Linked DNA regions of Homo sapiens: region 2 is linked to region 1. A link is a contact called in ENCODE Hi-C or POLR2A ChIA-PET data. All regions are on one chromosome and are shown on one strand. Each heading gives the region's core, a stretch centred on a gene start or an enhancer-like site at or near the end of the contact. The rest is flanking DNA. Distances are from core to core; before and after follow the strand shown.

Evidence for each region. A loop is a pair of places that touch in the nucleus more often than their neighbours do. ChIA-PET counts read pairs that join two places held with the same protein, here RNA polymerase II (POLR2A). Pooled maps may share reads with other maps.
Region 2: a pooled map shows a loop between it and region 1 (3-fold over the local background). The contact joins the enhancer-like site here to the promoter of LIMS1 in region 1. A Hi-C loop is called at or near these places in 2 of 37 single-sample maps with no recorded cell type and 5 of 50 pooled maps. POLR2A ChIA-PET finds 5 or more read pairs at or near these places in 1 of 52 experiments (GM12878).

Annotation. Positions count from the first base shown.
Region 1 is chr2:108,532,488-108,536,020 of GRCh38, forward strand. LIMS1 (LIM zinc finger domain containing 1) reads left to right here and starts at 1,983. Exons shown (of 10, transcript NM_001193483.3): 1 at 1,983-2,107. The coding sequence starts at 2,076. GCC2-AS1 (GCC2 antisense RNA 1) reads right to left here and starts at 1,732. Exons shown (of 3, transcript NR_135290.1): 1 at 1,342-1,732. RefSeq lists silencers at 846-1,140, 1,629-2,228.
Region 2 is chr2:109,216,924-109,220,456 of GRCh38, forward strand. All of the region lies in intron 1 of SH3RF3 (SH3 domain containing ring finger 3), which reads left to right. It also overlaps a transcript of RANBP2 not described here. Among named protein-coding and RNA genes, the nearest start is that of MIR4265, 77 kb to the left of the region's middle. Within about 2 kb of position 1,593, at least 6 of the 41 ENCODE cell types and tissues checked have a DNase peak (open chromatin) inside an H3K27ac peak, as active enhancers do; they include GM12878, where a contact is called at or near this core.

The DNA of each region.
Region 1 (3,533 bases), core at 733-3,232:
TTTGCATTTGTGAAAAATTGTATTTTATTTTTGTTTTATGATACTTTAAGAAATCATTTGTATTTTTCTGTAGAAACCTGTTTTTCTCTGAGTTGAACATTTTTGTACTGATTTTTTTAATAATTAGAACTTTTTTAATAATTTAGAACTTTTTGTCATACATTTTACAAATATTTTTCTTGGTTGGGGTTTGTTATATTTATTTGCTATGCAGAAAATTTAGATTTCTATGTAGTTACATTTATCAATTTTTATTTATTTATTTAGAGACAGAGTCTTGCTCTGTCGCCCAGGCTGGACTGCAATGGCGCGATCTCGGCTCACTGCAACCTCTGTCTCCCAGGTTCAAGTAATTCTCCTGCCTCAGCCTCCCAAGTAGCTGGGATTACAGGAACCCCGCCACCACAACCGGTGAAATTTTTGTATTTTTATTAGAGACGGGGTTTCACCATGTTGGTCAGGCTGGTCTCAAACTCCTGACCTCAGGTGATCCACTCACCTCAGCCTCTCCAAGTGCTGGGATTACACGCGTGAGTCACCGTGCCCGGCCTACATTTATCAATTTTTAATTTTATGGTTTATATGCTCTTTGAAAAGTCTCTCACCACTCCAACCTTACTTTTGTTTTTTTCCCTTGTTTTCTTCTGGTATTTTCATAACCTCTCTCTTTTTTTTTTTTTTTTTTTTTGTTTTTTGAACATTTAACTATTTGCTTTGTTTGGAATTTACTTTCATGTGAGGACATCAAATAGATCCAGTGTTTTCCTCCGACATGCCTCGACTGGCAGGAGACCAAAGTTTTCATTCTATTACTAGAGAGTAGCTATAGTTACAGAATCAGGTATCCTGAGAGAGATCATTTATGCCCAGGATGAATAACTTGTCTTATCTATTAAATCTATTAAATCCTTTGGAGATTTCACTTTTTTTTTTTTTTTTTTTTGGGACGGAGCCTGTTACCTAGGCTGGAGTGCAGTGGCGCGATCTCCCAGCTCACCACAAGCTCCGCCTCCCAAGTTCAAGCGATTCTCCTGCCTCAGCCTCTCGAGTAGCTGGGATTACAGGCATGTGCCACCACCACGCCCGGCTAATTTTGTATTTTTAGTAGAGACGGGGTTTCTCCATGTTGGTCAGGCTGGTCTCGAACTCCTGACCTCAGGTGATCCGCCTGCCTCAGCCTCCCAAAGTGCTGGGATTACAGGCGTGAGCCACTGCGCCGGCCCCAAAATTTCAGGTTTTGATAGACGGAATGGGTGAAGAAAATGAGAGCTAGCAAGGAAGAACAGGATGCAGAGGCAAGACTGGAAACTCTCCAAGAAAGGTTAACTTTTCTTAACTCACAAGTTAAACAAAGGCTGCAGGCTCCATGCGGAGCTCAGGCACCCAGCGGTGACCGATCCAGACCAGGTCCTCCCGGAAGCCCGGCCTGCCCGACAGAGCCTTACCACAGAGCCCCCTCAGGCGTCCTCGCCAGGACGGGGCGGAACCCTGTGTAGCTCCCACCCCCGGGACGAAGGCCGCTGCCAGGGCCGCGCAGCCACGCGAGTGGAATCAGAGGAGCCTCGAGGCAAGGAGAGCCGGGCCCCGCTCCCTGCGCCCGTCACCGCCATCCTTGTTGTAGGGAACTCGGCCCCCGAGCCGCCGCCGCGCTCCGTGGGCTCCCAATGAGCCCCTACCCCAGCCACCCGCTGCGTTTGCGCCAGCCTCCCAGACTAGCCTGGGGTGCTGAAATGGGGGCGGGCCCGAGCCACGGGTTGGGGCGGGGTCTGATGCGCGCCCCGCCCCGCAACGCCCCGCCCCCCCGCGCCTACCTCTCCAGTCCGCGCCCTTCGGCGCCCGCCCCGCCAGTCCCCGCCCCTCCTTGCCCAGCCGCTCCCGCCCCTCCCCCGCCTTCCCGCGCGGCCCGCCTCGCCTTCCCCCCCCTCCCGCGCCCCCGCGCGGCCGGCCCCTGGCCTTCCTCCCCTTCCTGCTCCGGGCCCGCCAGTAGCCGGCCGCGGCGGCGAGGGACTAGGACGCGGCTGGAGCGGCGCCGGGAGACGAGGGGCTGAGAGACGGCGGCGGCCGAAAGCGGAGAGATGCTGGGCGTGGCGGCCGGGATGACCCACAGGTACGGGCCGCACCGCGCGGCCCCCGCCACGTCCGCCCCGCAGCTCCCGGCGGGCCTTCGGGCCGGGCCGGGCCGGGCCTGGCGCGGGCGGGCGGCCGGGCTTTCCCCGCGGCCTCCCCCGGTCGGCCGGAGCCCCGACCCCCAGCGCTCGGGTGGCGGCGTGGCTGCGTCCGGGCCCGCGGAGGAGACGGCTGCTGTTCACTCCCGGGTGTCCGCGGTGGCACAGGCGCTGACGCCGCCCCGCTGCTCCGAGAGTTCCATAAGACAAATCAGTATTTGCCGAGCTAATCATTTATCTTCTAGCAGTAGGGATCAGCGGGTCGCAGACGTCTTGGTCTCAGGACCCCTCTTGGGACTAGAGGACCTGGAATGGTGGCTATCTCCATAGACTGTACTAGAAAGGAAAACCGAGACACTGAAGTTACTATTAACTCATTGAATAAATCCGTGGTATGTTAACGTACATACCACATTTTTATGCAACATAGGGTTTTGCTAAAACAAAAGAGTTCGTGGGACGACTGGCGTCCTTTACAGTTTGCGAATCTCTTGAGTTGTCTGACTTAGTAGAGACAACTACGTTCTCCCATCTCCTTTGCAGTTCAGTCTGTTGCGGTATGTTTTTATATGAAGAAAATCTGATCTTACACAGATGTGTAGTTGGAAAAGTGAGTACTGTCTTAATAGCTGTTTCAGATAATTATGGGTATTCTTTATTACTACACCAAAACTACGTAAGTGGAAGTTTCTCAAAGGCTGGTTTGGACGTGGAATCTGAAGCTACTGTCAGCGGACTTTTCACACAGTTTCGTTAAAATTCCTTGGTCTGTCTTGCAGTTTGAATGCAGCTAAAGCTCCTGTCAGTGGCCTTTGCACACAGTTACGTTAAAATTCCTTGGTCTGTCTTGCAGTTTGAATGCAGCTGTTACCCATTGTAACACCATATATTTGTCGTTTGGAAGATATTGGCTCACTGAGTTTGGCAGATCTCAAGCTGACGCATTTCATTAATAGCGCCGAATAACATTCGTTACCATCGCTATTGATTTCATTAGGAAAGTCTTTATGTTAAAAGCCGTCAGATACAAGGTGGTGTTTACAAGTTTTCCAAAATTCTCATTTTCGGTTGAAAGCTTGCTTTTTATCATTGGGAGCAAAATATTGTCAATTGTTTTCCTCAAAGTGACAGACTCACTTTGTTCAGTTTCAAGGAAGTGTCCGGCAATACAGGTTTAAATAACCCTAGTTTGTCAGTTGTTCTTTCCCGTAAAAATGGTATTTCATGACACAAGCAAGTTAATTCAGCTCATCGCTCTATTACAGAAGTGCACGCCTGCCATTTGGTCACAAGTAACAAAAAAGAGTCAAAGCTCAAGATTTGATAACAATAATTTGTACTCCTTCATCATGGACTTTTTTCCTTAAA
Region 2 (3,533 bases), core at 343-2,842, 680 kb after region 1:
TCCCCATAAACACTTAACTCCCCATTCCTCCACCCTCCAGGCCCTGGCACCCACTCTTCTACTTTGTTTCTTTGAATTTGGCTGGATTTAAGTGGAATTACACAGTATTTATCCTTTTGTGTTGGCTTATTTCACTCAGCACAGTGTCCTCTAGGCTCATTCATGCTGCAGTGTGTGTCAGATCTCCTTCCTCTTTAAGGCTAAATCCTATTCCATCGTACGGTCATCCACATCTTGTTTATTCATTCGTCTGCTCATGGACACTTGGGGTTGTTTTCTGTAGACAATATTCTGGGAGCAATCACTCTTTTAATAAAATTCTGTCTTCCATTGAACCTTTTGGGTATCTTTTATTATGGTTTTTCAAATACAGAGTCCTTGGAGAACCTTGGTTGTTCTCTTTGTAGATACGTATTTGGAACTGCACTTACCATATCGTGAATGAGGCTACAGGTCAAATTCCCATCTGAACATCACCCTGATCTTGACCTTAGTCTGCTCACCAGATGGTTTGTCTCAGCTCCAGGTTTATGGCCACGATTGGTAAATAGACTCACTCCACATCTTAGTAATAGGAAGAAGTCATCCCGGGCTTCCCCAGACTTCAAGTATCTTTAGAATGTTGAGCTTCCGGCAGATTTTTCTCTACCAGGACCTACCACATCCTGCATGTGTTATAAACAGAATCAGTCCACCAGAATGAGAACAACCTGCCAGTGATGGGAATGAGATGAGGAAGCTCTCTCACCGGCTAGAAGACCAGATGTCCGAAGACCTTTTTGGGGGAGGGTGGGGTGTTGCCTAACACCAAATAACTATGGCCACTCAACTAATAGATCATTCTTCTCCCGCCTGCATCTGATTGCTGGCCTGGCTGTGGTGCTGGGCAGGCTGGACACCACCAGCTTCCCCCAGGCAGGGGAGCCCCCATCTCCCCCATACAGGGGATCTCTGTTGTGGCCTGGCACAAGGGAGCTGGCCCGGCTGTGGGTGGCCTTGCAAGACAGCTCAGCCAGGACCTTTCCCTCGAGGGCTCTGCCTTGCTCCTGCCGGTTGCCTTCCCACAGGTGTGCGGACTCGAGTTTGCTTGGATGGAACCAGGTGCCACAAGTGAAGCAAGTGGCAGACAGCTGCGGGGAGGGGTGCTGTGTTGTGGTAAGAGTAGTCAATAGAGGTTTTTGGAAACTGAGTAGAGACAGAAAACCATTGTCCTCTCCTTTTCTGTTCTATTAAAAAAAAAAAATCCTGCCTGGCCTCACCAGTTTCTGAGGCACGTGACAAAATTTAGTTTTCATCAGGGTCCTTCATGTGGCATGGCACAAAAAAAGACATTTCAGTATTTATTTGAAACTTTCTTGGCTCTCTTGCCCCCGTTTTTGTGGCTTAGAGGAAGGTGTGGATTTCTTCTACTTCACCAGAATTGTCCTTTCAATTCAAAATATGGGCTTCTGAGTTGCTGGATGAAATGTTCTAGAAACAGTCTTTGAGTGAAAATGTTATGCTTAACAAAACGAGCTTCAGTTTCCACTTCCTTTCTGCTATACAAACCTATGTGGTGCTGCTTATTAGGCAGAAATAGAAGAGCAGATGGAAGGGTGTGTGGTACGGATGCCTTCTGACCACAAAATCAAACAATAGACCTTTTCATCTCTCGGTCAAAATACAGCCTCATCACCTCTCCTCTCAGCCAAAAAGCAACACAGAAATGCACAGTTTGGGCATAGGAGCAGGCCCTGCCGGCCAGCAGGAGTGAGGGAGGGTGGTGTTTTCTTGCCCTTTCATCATGGCTGGACTTTGGCACTTTGTTCTCTAAGTGAAAACAAAAATAGCCACTGACTTGGGCTCTGACTATATTTGCTGTTTCTTTAATGCTTCTCTTCCTTGCTAAAAATACATTAGAGGTGATTAATCAAACACACACACAAACACACAAACCCACAATCAATGCAATTAAAAATATATAGGTGGAGAAAGACAAGAACCAGGTGAGAGCCCTGCCTTCCCTGCACGGACCAGGCTTGTAGAGGGGTGTGTCTCTCTTCCTCACTGTTTCTGTTCTGGGATTATGCCTGTTATGGGCACTGACCTCTCTTTCTTGGCTGCAGTGCCATTTGGGGGCTCAGTCCTCATTTAGCTGACCTTAATTTGGATGGTTCCCAACTTTCCATCAACTGGCATTGCACATGACTGGCTTTGTGGAGTTCCACCTCTCTCGCTCACACCCCATTCACAATGAGGATAGAGGGGCTACCGCCTGGAGCATGGGAGGATCCTGAACTTGGGAGCTTCCATGAGAGAATGTATTTGAGTTGTTCTCAGACTACCGTTTTTGCTCAGCACTTTTTTGGGGGGCTCAGTATTATTTCCAAAACATTTTGTGTAATTACATAAGGTTTCTACTTCTTTAATTTGCCAAGTAAAATGTTAAAAAATTTTCACCATCACTTAATAAAACAAGGAACATTTTAGTATTGCAAAAGGAGGAAGAACAGCCATTTTTATCCGACATAGAATTGGAAGCTCTAGACAGAGAAATTAGGGAAGGAAAATAAATTATTGGCTTCCAAATTGGAAAAAAAAAAGTAAAATTATCTCTGTTTGCAGATGATACGATCTTATGCATAGAAAACTCTAAGGAGTTCTCAGAGTTTTCAGAGCTAGTAAATGAATTCGGCAAAGTTGCAAAATATAAAATTAAAGCTCACAGTTCAGTTGTATTTCTATAGACTTGAACAATCCGAAAAGGAAATAAAAAATTCAATTTGCAATCTCATCAAAAAGAATAAAATACTTGGGAATAAACTTGACCAAAGAGGTGAAAGATTGGCACACTGAAAACTACAACATGTTTTTGATACAAATAAGTGGAAATGCATCTCTTGTTCATGGATTGGAAGACTTAATATTGTTGAGATGACACTACTACTCAAAGTGATCTACAGATTCAGGGCAATCTCTATCAAAACCCCAATGGCGTTTTTTAGAGAAATAGTAAAAAAGCACTCTAAAATTTATATGGAATCTCAAGGGACCCCAAATAACCAAAACAATCTTGAAAAGGAGGAGCAAAGTTGGAAGACTCACACTTCCTGATTTCAAAATGTACTATAAGCAATAGTAATCAAAACTATGTTATTAGCATAAGGGATAGATATATAAACCAATGGAATACAACAGAGATCCCAGAAACAAACTGTCACATGTATGGTCCATTGGTTTTTCAACAAAGAAGCCAAGATCAGTCAATGAGGAATGGGCAGCCTTTTTAACAAATGGTGCTGGGAAAACTGGATATTCTTATGCAAAACAATGAAGTCAGACCTTTATCTAACATGGTCTAGAAAATTAACTCAAAATGGGTTAAAGATCTCAACATAAGAGCTAAAATTATAAAACTGTTATAAGAATACACAGGTAAAAACCTTCATGGCCTGGAATTAGGCAATGATTTCTTGAGTGTGACACCAAAAGCACAGGCAATACAAGAAAAAAATACATAATTTGGATTTCATCAAAACGCAAAAGTTTTGTGC